Regions from separate parts of the Homo sapiens genome. Here region 2 is linked to region 1. The links are chromatin loops, found by intact Hi-C in ENCODE. Cell type or tissue: mammary epithelial cell. All regions are shown on one strand.

The links. A loop is a pair of places that touch in the nucleus more often than their neighbours do. Peaks named below come from ENCODE experiments on the same cell type or tissue, not always from the same donor. Only the 100,000 strongest peaks of a DNase experiment are listed, where the experiment ranks them.
Region 2: a loop joins it to region 1, with 3 times the contacts of the local background. A loop is called at or near these places in 5 of 110 quality-filtered maps.

What each region holds. Positions count from the first base shown.
Region 1 is chr7:21,764,655-21,769,654 of GRCh38, forward strand. It overlaps DNAH11 (dynein axonemal heavy chain 11), which reads left to right. Exons shown (of 82, transcript NM_001277115.2): 55 at 774-935. Among named protein-coding and RNA genes, the nearest start is that of CDCA7L, 180 kb to the right of the region's middle. RefSeq lists an enhancer at 548-1,063. In mammary epithelial cell, a CTCF peak has its summit at 2,856 (motif pointing left); a DNase peak (open chromatin) is centred at 2,857.
Region 2 is chr7:21,542,553-21,547,552 of GRCh38, forward strand. It overlaps DNAH11 (dynein axonemal heavy chain 11), which reads left to right and starts at 487. Exons shown (of 82, transcript NM_001277115.2): 1 at 487-1,044; 2 at 2,454-2,597. The coding sequence starts at 694. RefSeq lists enhancers at 1-310, 2,643-3,609 and a silencer at 359-408. In mammary epithelial cell, no CTCF peak of the experiment used is centred here; no DNase peak of the experiment used is centred here; H3K4me3 peaks cover 1,033 bases; H3K27me3 peaks cover 459 bases.

The DNA of each region.
Region 1 (5,000 bases):
GTGCTCCTCTCACTGAGTTTCTGTGACCTACTGTCATAGCCAGATGTCACAGCCACCCTCAGGACTCCGACAGAATCCCTTGTGTCCCTAAAAAAAGTACGGAAGTATATTTAGATTTAAATTAACTTTTAGGTCATTACATAGCTACACAAAACTTTAGATTTACAGCAGAAACTTAAAAAATTCTCAGCAGGAGAATGTTTAAACTGATTTTTTTTCTTAAAGACCAGTGTGATGGTATAAACAGAATTTTTAATTCCTTTAAAAATCTGAAGCGGAAGCTCAAGTAGATGTATTTCATTTTAAATGGAAACACAAACATTAAAGATGATAAGACATTGTTTTTAAAGTGTATTATGCAGCTTTATGGAACCTGATGAATTACAAAATGGAAGAAACAGAAGATGAAAACATTGGTATTATTGTATCATGGTGATTTCTTCTTAATTTTTATTTTTATTATAATGTTACTTGTGTAATGTAAATGAATAAAATTTTCCCCTATTAATGATAACCAAAAATGTTTAAGCAAAGAGAGACAAGTTTTAAGGAAAGTACACAGCAGTGTTTCTGTGTCCAGTGGAGCAGCCTCTTTGGACAGGTTTCCACTTTGATTAGCAAGGAGGTTAATGTTGCTGTCCACTCTCTAGGGCTTTAGGGTAGTTTAATGTCACAGTTGGCTGCACTCCTTTCTCTCATTGTCTAAGATTGCAATGTAATTCTCTGCTCATTCATCACCCGCCTGTTTCTGCCTTGCCCCCATGTCTCCACAGATCATTTTGTGTTTCTCTCCAGTTGGTCGCACGCTGAGAGTTAGAGCTCGGAAGTTCCCAGCCATAGTTAACTGCACGGCTATTGACTGGTTTCATGCGTGGCCGCAGGAGGCTCTGGTCTCCGTCAGCAGGAGGTTCATTGAGGAAACCAAGGGAATTGAGGTATGCCGTGTCAGCCTGCGTCACACACACACACACACACACACACACACACACACACACACACACACACTCTGAAAATCCTCAGTAGGTAAGTGCTTTCCACAGTACATCTCCTATCAGAAAGCTATCCTGATTTGTTTAAGATGCTAAACTTATCTGTTAGTTTACATTCTAAGGAATATGATGGCTGACCTTTTTTCCACCATACATACTGAGGAGGATGTGCACACGTGCGTGAACACGGGCACGCACACAGCACTTGAGTATGTTCTCACTCATGCACTGACTCACTGGAAGCCCAGGATCATTACTTCCTTGAATCATAATGGGGCTTGCTGATTATAAATCCTTTAAGTCCAAACTAAAAGCCCAAACAGAAATGTAGTCACCGTAGCCACGCACTGCTTGCTTCTTAACCAAGTAAGGCAATGAATTGTGGTTATTCTCATAGTAGCAATAGTTGAAAAATCAGCCCCTGTATCCCATAACCACTAAGTCAAATAATATATCTACTTACTGTTTTACAGATTTATGTTTTATGGGTTATATTTGTCATTTCTTCATGATGACAAATTTAAAATTTAAAATCAAATTTAAAATCCCATGGCATTTTAAAATGGTTGTACAAAACAAAACAACAAAAGCTTCAAGCATTCAGATTCAGAGGGAAAAAGGATGTAGATATGAGGTTATGATTTAGATTTCCTGGAGATGAAGTTTTATTCATGTCTAGTGCCTTTCTGATTACATAGCTTGGAAAAGTGATTGTGGACATTTCCCAGGGAGCTTTGTCTTCTCATTCCATTGAGTGATAAGGTGAAAGGTTCCTAGAATAGGTCAGACACTGAAAGTGACTCTCAGAGGCAAACACAGAACTGGAGATATGTGAGGAATGATGTCTGTTTCTAGTTGAAAGATTATCATGAACAGGTACAACCCATTGTAGCCCCACCGTTACCCAAAAGGCATAACTGCCACCTTTCCAAAGCAATCCTTTTACATTTTGTTGTATATTGTATCATTCAGCGGCCATATGGTTAAAAATCTGGTCATATTTACATATTTAATTGTTTGTATGCAGCTAGCTTTATTGTTCATAATATCATTTTCCTTTGCTTCTACAAAAAAAAAAAAAGCAGCTATAGAGGTAAGTACACATGCAAGTATTCACCAACACCTACAGAATTTTGTGGAGGGAGACCTCTTCTCCTTTAGTCTTTTCCTGAAATGTTTATTAATCTAATTATTTGGTGGTGGATTGCTAGGGAAGAGCCGTCAAGCAACATCTAACTTGGAAGATATATATATGGTAGAGGCCTTAGGATATTCATATACCTCCCCTGTCCTTCTCTCCTCTACACTTGCACTTAAAACGTTTCCACAAATAAATGAAAATAAGAAATGATCTCTTCTAAAGTCTGCCAGAAACATTTTGTACTCTAACATCTGGAAAATCATTAAATGTGACAAATAATTGTCATAAATATTAACACAAATTTCGTATGTGATTGCCAGGTCTGCTGCATTTCTGGAATTTTCTAGGGCATCATTTTATCTTGTGATAGTTACAAGAAGGGTTCAAAATGCTGCTTTATTAAAGGGAGAGAGTCAGTATGTATCTTCTGATAGCAAATTTGTGTTTCATCAGGCTGGTTTGGTAAGGAAGAGAAAGGGGCCAGAGCACTTTGTTTCTGCATGTTACTTTGTCAAATGGTAGGAAATTAGAGCTAGTAGCATGGTTTAAGTTGGCATGTGGCACAGTGCTTTTTACAGTTTCTTCCCTTTGCTACTCTGTGCAGGCTTTTTCCTGTCCAGGTGGGTGCCACTTTGAAAACAGCTAAAGGAGTTTGATATGCCGTTGACCGTTGACATCTGCTGGATGAGGCAGGACTTGCATCGTGTTAAGTCCAGAGGGCTCCTGTCAGGTGCTAAGCTGGATCTGATGGTGTCATAACGCCTCCTATAGGATGCTGAGTGCCAAATAGGAATTTTAAAAACACTTTCCCATTTCTCTTGAACTGAATTGTGCCTCAAAACAAATGAGTCAGATGATTTCATTTCAGTGCAAGCTGCTTATTTAACTTTCCCACCTTCCTAATTTGTTGCGCAGGAGCAATAATTATAATTCAGAGTACAATGTGTCCATGGTCTTCTAAAAACCTGTGGTGTCTTTTCTGTAGAGGTCAAAAACAGCTTTTAAGTTTTTTGAATGAGCACTAATTTGATCACTTTCTTAGTTTTAATTTCCTTTTTTAAGACTGAAAGTTATCAGCATAATTTAGGCACTTCTTAATTATTGACGTCATTTGCTGAGTGTAAGGTGCTTACACAAGGTGACCCCCTTTGGCCACAGAGAAAGGAGTCGTTAAAGGCAAGCAGTTTTGTGTGTGTTGGCGTGTAATTTTCCATCAGTACACACTCAGCACCCAGGGGTACGGGTTGACTGCATCTAAATTAATGTTTGTGCTATTTTTCTGTTGCCTAATATTGAACTAAATGACAGCTGACAAATAATGACCAAAACAGTTTGACACTTAAGTATTTATCTGAAGACTTTGTGTCAACGCACACTACCTCTCCAAGGAGATTTTGAAATGGAGATGGGAGGAGGTGTGTAAGGAGGGAGAGAAGGAAAAGCCATCTGGGTAAACCTGGGAACAGTGTTGGAAAGGCTGTGAGAAGCTCGTTGGAGAGAGAACTGTGTGAAGAGCTTAGTGATTAGTACACGGTTTCTACAACGAAAAATCAAGAGAAGCTGCGGTGTTGAAAAACAAGTGATGTTTTTGCTTTTCAAGGTAAAATGAATCATAGACATCTTTGAAAGCAGAGCCAGATGAAAGGAGAAGTTACTGAATGGAAATGAAACAGTGAGCTGTCTGGTGAAGGAGTGAGATGTTTGTTGGATGGTGTAGAGTAGATCTGAGCAAGGTGAAAGAGGTCATCTTTGGGGGCATGTTGACCAACCGATGAGTTAAAATCCTCTGTCCTTATGTGGTGCCACTTAAAAGTAATGACACAAACTCCGTATCATCAGCTTTTTCAGGGAAAAGCAGTTATTCCCCATGCAACCACCTCTTCAATTGTTGCAGTTTGGTAGCTTGTGAAGGACATATTTTACTACTGTTTTCCACAACTGATGGCGAGAAAGTCCACTCTAAGAGGAAAGTTATTTTACTGCTATATTTAAAGACTTGTTTCCCCAATGGTCTGTAAATTCATTTTTAAAATGGCATGCCAAACACAAAGGGTATAAGACAACATTTTGTCAGTGATAGCTATCTTAGCAGAGTTTCTATCATATTAATGACTTTAAGCACAGTTCTTTATTTGAAATATAAATTAGGGTATACATATGTAACTAACCTGCACATTGTGCACATGTACCCTAAAACTTAAAGTATAATAATTTTAAAAAAGAAATATAAATTAGGATTATTCAATATGAATAAAAAGTAGAAAGATAACCTTATGCAGTAGAAATTGTGTGAATTTGAGGAAAATAATCCTCTTTCTAAGGAATATTGAAGCCATTTAAAAATATTAAGACAAATATAAATGCAACCACATTTATCTTGATTCTGCTTAAGTCTTATACTGGCTTAAGCATATCTTCAGATGGCTGAGGAAAGACACAAGTAGTTGTAAACATCCTTCCCCATTCTTCAAGCCTCGACCTCATAAGTAGGGTCCAGACTTTGTAGCTGCCCAGGAATCTGGACATGAATATTCAGTTGAAGGTGTAATTGACTTAAATGGAGCTATCCCTATAAGTTTGTAGTTTTGTGGCTTTTCTCTAGGTGCTGACCTTACCAGAAGCAGCCACACCATTCACACCATCTCCTGTTCTGTCCTCTTGCTATAAAAGAGGTAGCTGGATTGCTTTTTTATTCTTTGGTTTTTTTTTTCTTTTTTTGAGAGGGAGTCTCACTCTGTCACCCAGGCTGGAGTGCAGTGGCATGATCTCGGCTCACTGCAACTTCCGCCTCTCGGGTTCAAGTGATTCTCCTGCCTCAGCCTCCTGAGTAGCTGGGACCACAGGTGCACACCACCACGCCCTGCTAATTT
Region 2 (5,000 bases), 220 kb before region 1:
AATTGCAGGACTGGCTCTCTTCTGGTAATATTTGGACACCTTGGGAAAGGTGAATAACAGCCTTCAACTTGGGCCCCGAAACTTCTCTGTTACTTATTTTTGTAACTTAGTTCCTTGCCCATAAAACAAAGACTGACCAGTCAGAGACTTGGCTTTCTACGGATTATGTCAACTAGTCAAGGTAAGAGATTAGCACGGACCTTGGCACAAGAGAGCATTGCTTCATCCAGAGCACTTAACCAATGCTGGGATCTCCACCAAGTGTCCAGTAGGCGAAGGAGCCGGAGGGCAGTGGAGCGAGCGCACTGGGGGCTCAGACCCACCCCGGACACGCGGCTTCTCGGCCGTGTTCGGGACCTAGAGCCCGAGGGCCTCTCCCCTCGGCCTTGGCCTTGGCGTATACTGGGCGGTGGCGCGGTGCGCTCACTCCGCCCCCAGCGGGCTGGGGCGGGGACACCGTCCCCCGGGAAACGGGACGCGCTGCTTGTCCCAGGCCTTCGCTTCGGCCTGCGAGGCTACAGCTGTGCGCAGTGGCGCGGCTGCTAAGTAGCAGCAGGTGGGAGACTAGGGTCTGCGCTCGCGGCGACCGCGGAGGAGGGTGGGCGCCTGCGGAGGTGTCCTCGCTCACTTCGGGGGGCCCAGAGTCTCGGGTGAGGAGCCAGCCGGCCTCGCGTTCCCTCGGACGGTTGCCCAATGGCAGCCCAGGTGGCAGCCCGGGAGGCGCGAGACTTCAGAGAAGCCCCGACCCTTCGCCTAACCTCGGGGGCCGGCCTGGAGGCAGTGGGCGCTGTGGAGCTCGAGGAGGAGGAGGAGAACGAGGAGGAGGCGGCGGCCAGGAGAGCGCGGAGTTTCGCCCAAGACGCGCGGGTGCGCTTCCTCGGCGGCCGCCTGGCGATGATGCTGGGGTTCACGGAGGAGAAATGGAGCCAGTATTTGGAAAGCGAGGACAACCGGCAGGTTCTTGGGGAGTTTCTGGAAAGCACCAGCCCGGCTTGCCTTGTGTTTAGCTTCGCCGCCTCGGGGCGCCTTGCGGCTTCCCAGGAGGTAAGAGGCGACGGGCAAGGGGACCTGCCCATCCAACAAAACTACCCAGGGGAGACAGCCCAGTCGCTCCCCTTTGGATTCCCGCGGGGCGCTCACTCGGGCACTTTAACAAACTTGGCTTGAAGTCCCCATCCTGAGGCCCGCAGGACTCCTCCCCACGTGCACCCACTCTGCAGTTCAGCAGCTGCAGGTTAGTTTCCTAAGTCAGCAGTTTGTATCTGACCGAGAATCCCGCGTTGAGCCTGTTCGACCAGGATAACCCAAGAACACCAGCGCTTTCTTTAGCTGCTTGGGTGTTAGGCGCCAGGTGGGCTTTCTGTGCCAAAAAACTTGCGTTTCAGTTGCTCTTGGGTCACTCTGGAGTCACATCCTTTAAAAAATGGGGTGTTTGGCAGAGCGCATGTAACTCGTCACGTATTTTGATTACGTGCCAACAACACTTCACCCCAGGCAAAAACATTAAGTCCTTAAAAAGGAAGGCCCCTGCAATCTCCGCACACATGGGTGTTTACTGAACATTTAGAGGGAACAGTTCCCTCCTTTCTTCTTTTTCTTCCTTTTCTTTTTGAATTTCGATGATTTGTCCACTAAAAGGTTAACGTATCACCTAACGTACAGCACTTGTATTTAGTATTTTTCAAGTATGATGAGTTTGGAGCAAGATTCACAATTTTTAAGTAGCGCAATGCTCAGTTTAACATGTTATGTCGTTTTATCACTAGGTGTGGTCATTGTAATAGTTGGGAAATAGGATCTCAGAGAAGAAAGAGTAATAGGAAGGCTGCCTTATGGTATTGTGAATTTTGAATTCTTTTGTTTTAGGACTCTCCTAATTGTAACTTTAAAAAAAATAAGTTTGTCAGTAGACAAGGCGATAGAACACAACTCTAGTATTACCTAAGTTAAATAGTTATTATAATGTTCAATGGAATGACTCAGTAGTTGTGGAAATGTTAGCATGTTTTGGTTATACGGTTCTATTCTTTGATAGAAATACAAATTAACCTCTTGGGCTTGTCTTTATCTCAGTTTGGCTTATTTCCAAACCAGAGAAGAGTATAAAAAATAACCCTTTAGGATTGAAACATTTCTACATGCCTACGTGCTCCTTATTTGTTTTTAGTTATAAGATTTTTTTTTTGGTGTATAATGAACTGGTATAATTGGCATGCCTTTAAAAGGTGATATTTCCACACCAGTAATGCTGTGAAATTAGCATTATAAAAGAACAAAGAAAACTGTATACTCGCTGCATACTAGGGAAGAGCCGTAGAAGGACCTTGTTTATAGGGCAGGCAAGATGCCAGGTTTTGTTTCTTCTGCTAGCAATACAGCTACAAGTTGGATATAGTAAATCCTGCTTGTTAACAAGAAAACTACTTGAACTAATTATCTTGCTCTTGTTTTAGATTCCAAGAGATGCAAACCATAAACTTGTTTTTATTTCCAAGAAGATTACTGAAAGCATTGGAGTAAATGACTTTTCTCAAGTGGTTTTATTTGGAGAGTTACCTGCGTTGTCTCTTGGACATGTATCTGCTTTCCTTGATGAGGTACTGGTCTGTCTTTAATATTTAAAGCTTTCACTTATCTCCATGACATTTGAAATTATTTAGGACAACTCCGATAATTAAAAAAAGAAGAGCTAGGAGGGGAAGGGAAGGGGATGGGGGTGGTTAAAAAAAAAAAAAAAAAAAAAAGCTTGTAGAAGCCAGGAGTCTCTAGCCAGGTGGATGGAGTCATAACATCTAGACTGTTCCTGAAAGGAGCTCATGCTTACTGATGCTAATATTCAACAGGTGGCAATTGCAGGGATCATTCTCTCCCTTTCTTCCTTCCAACACAATAGAAGCAAATAAAAAGCAACTTGAATAGGTTCTTGCACCTTAGCAGCAGGTTTTAAGCTTCACATTCAGAGTAGAGACAAATTTACACTTTGAAAATGAGTATTATCAGTTCCTTTTTATACTTGTTAGAAACTAACAGTTAAAGACTAAGATTCACTCATGGCAGATAATGGGAAAAGGTGATGAAAGTGTTAGAAATGGTTCTTAAACTTTCTTTTTCTCCTCTTAAAATAGAGAAATAGTCTTCAACCAATGTTACTGACACTTTAATGTGCATAAGAACTGCCTGGGGATTTTGTGAAAGAGGTTGGTTCATTCAGTCTAGAGTGGAGCCCGAGGTTCTGCATTTCTAACCTGTTGCTGATGCTCTTTGTTTGTGGACTAGCTTTGAAGAACAACTGCCAAATAACCAGGTTCCATGGAACTAGAACCTGGCTCTCAAACTTCGCTGAACATTAGGATCACCTGGGGGAACTTGTAACACAATGCCCCAGGTCACACCCATACCAGTTAATTTAGAACGTCCTGAATGGGAGCCAAGTAGCAGCAGTTGTTCAAGATTCCCAGGTGATTCTAATGTACAGTGAGCTTTGGGAGCCACTGGGTTAGATATCTGTCTACAAGGCCAATTTCTAAATCAGACCTCTGTAATCAGTGTAGTCCTGCCAAGGCCGATATTTAAGGTAGGAAAAATGCTGACATATTTATTGCTAGTTATTTACCAGTCTCTCATGATCACACCTCTTCTACTTTTTGAGTCTCTTCTTCTGTCTTTTTGAAGGGAGGTATTTTCCTGCTGGACTAACCAAAGTCTCTCACCCCTAACTCCTGTACCCTGCCTGGGTTTCCCTTCGCTCCTGTTGAATTTAATTGGCTTTAGCTGATTTCAGGGAGGTGCTAGGAAGACAATCTTTTAACTTCAGTACCAGGAACAATTTTTGGTATGCAGCAGGTGCTCAGATTTTAATTGAACTGAATCTGATGACTTTGGTTCAATATGAGAATCTAGACCACTATCAACTGGAACTTGGAGGGGCAGGGCTACACTGTGAAATTCTTGCTCTACTATCTGTGTCTGGCAACAGAAGATACAAGCCTTTTTCAAATTTCTCTACTCTTTCTCTCAGTACCAGGATCTGCTTAATATTCTGAAAAAGGTATGCCTGCTCCTCAACATTATGATGTGTTTCCATACCAGAGTGTATTATATATTTATACTTAGCCAAAGTATATAAAATGTCATATGGTTATTTCTTTATGTATCACGTTGGCCCACATTTCAAAAGAAACAATAATTGTGAATGCTTACCAAGACATAAAGAAAATGTCATTTGGTTCTTCTCAGTCAATATCTGGGCCCCATCCTTGGAAATTCCAATTTAAAAAATCTAGAGGGGCCTGGGCTTCTGTATTTTAAAAGTGTTTCCTCAGTAATTGTATTGAATGGTTTAAGAACTGTCATAAAGAGAAACCCCACAGTTTGAAAAGAGAAACAGAAGGTAAGTAAAGAGATCCACAGCAAAGGCACACTTGCTCTTTTATCTATAGGTGTATATGTCCTTGGTGAACCTTACTTTGGTTCATAGAGAAAGTTTATTTTTCTTACAAATGCAAAAACTACACAAACTGACAACTAAAATAAGACAAAACCTCAAATTAATTGACTTACTTTGTATATATTTAATAAAATTTATTGTAATTAATAAGTACATCCCAGGTCTATTTGTTTTAAACGATATTTCTAGAGATGCTTTAGCTGTTTGAGTTACGAATTGCTTTCCAGAGCATGTGGCTCAGAATTTCGTAGTGTTTTATCCACAGCTCATGACACAGACATTAAGTTTTAAAAGAAGTTGGCTTTGTCATGGAATAATGTGAGAAACACATTTATCCTTCCAAACCCAAAGGATGGACTCGGAGACACGCAGTACAGCAGAAGCAAGACTTTTAATGGCAGTCTTGCAAGATCGGGTGTTTAGTAGGCAGGCACACCCGGGGCAGTTACAGCAGGTAATTTACTTCCTAGCATGTAAGCCCCTCTCCCAGTTCCTCAGTGGTTGAGTACTATGGGGTTACAATATTCCTGGACATTGCCTAAGTTTGCCTGGA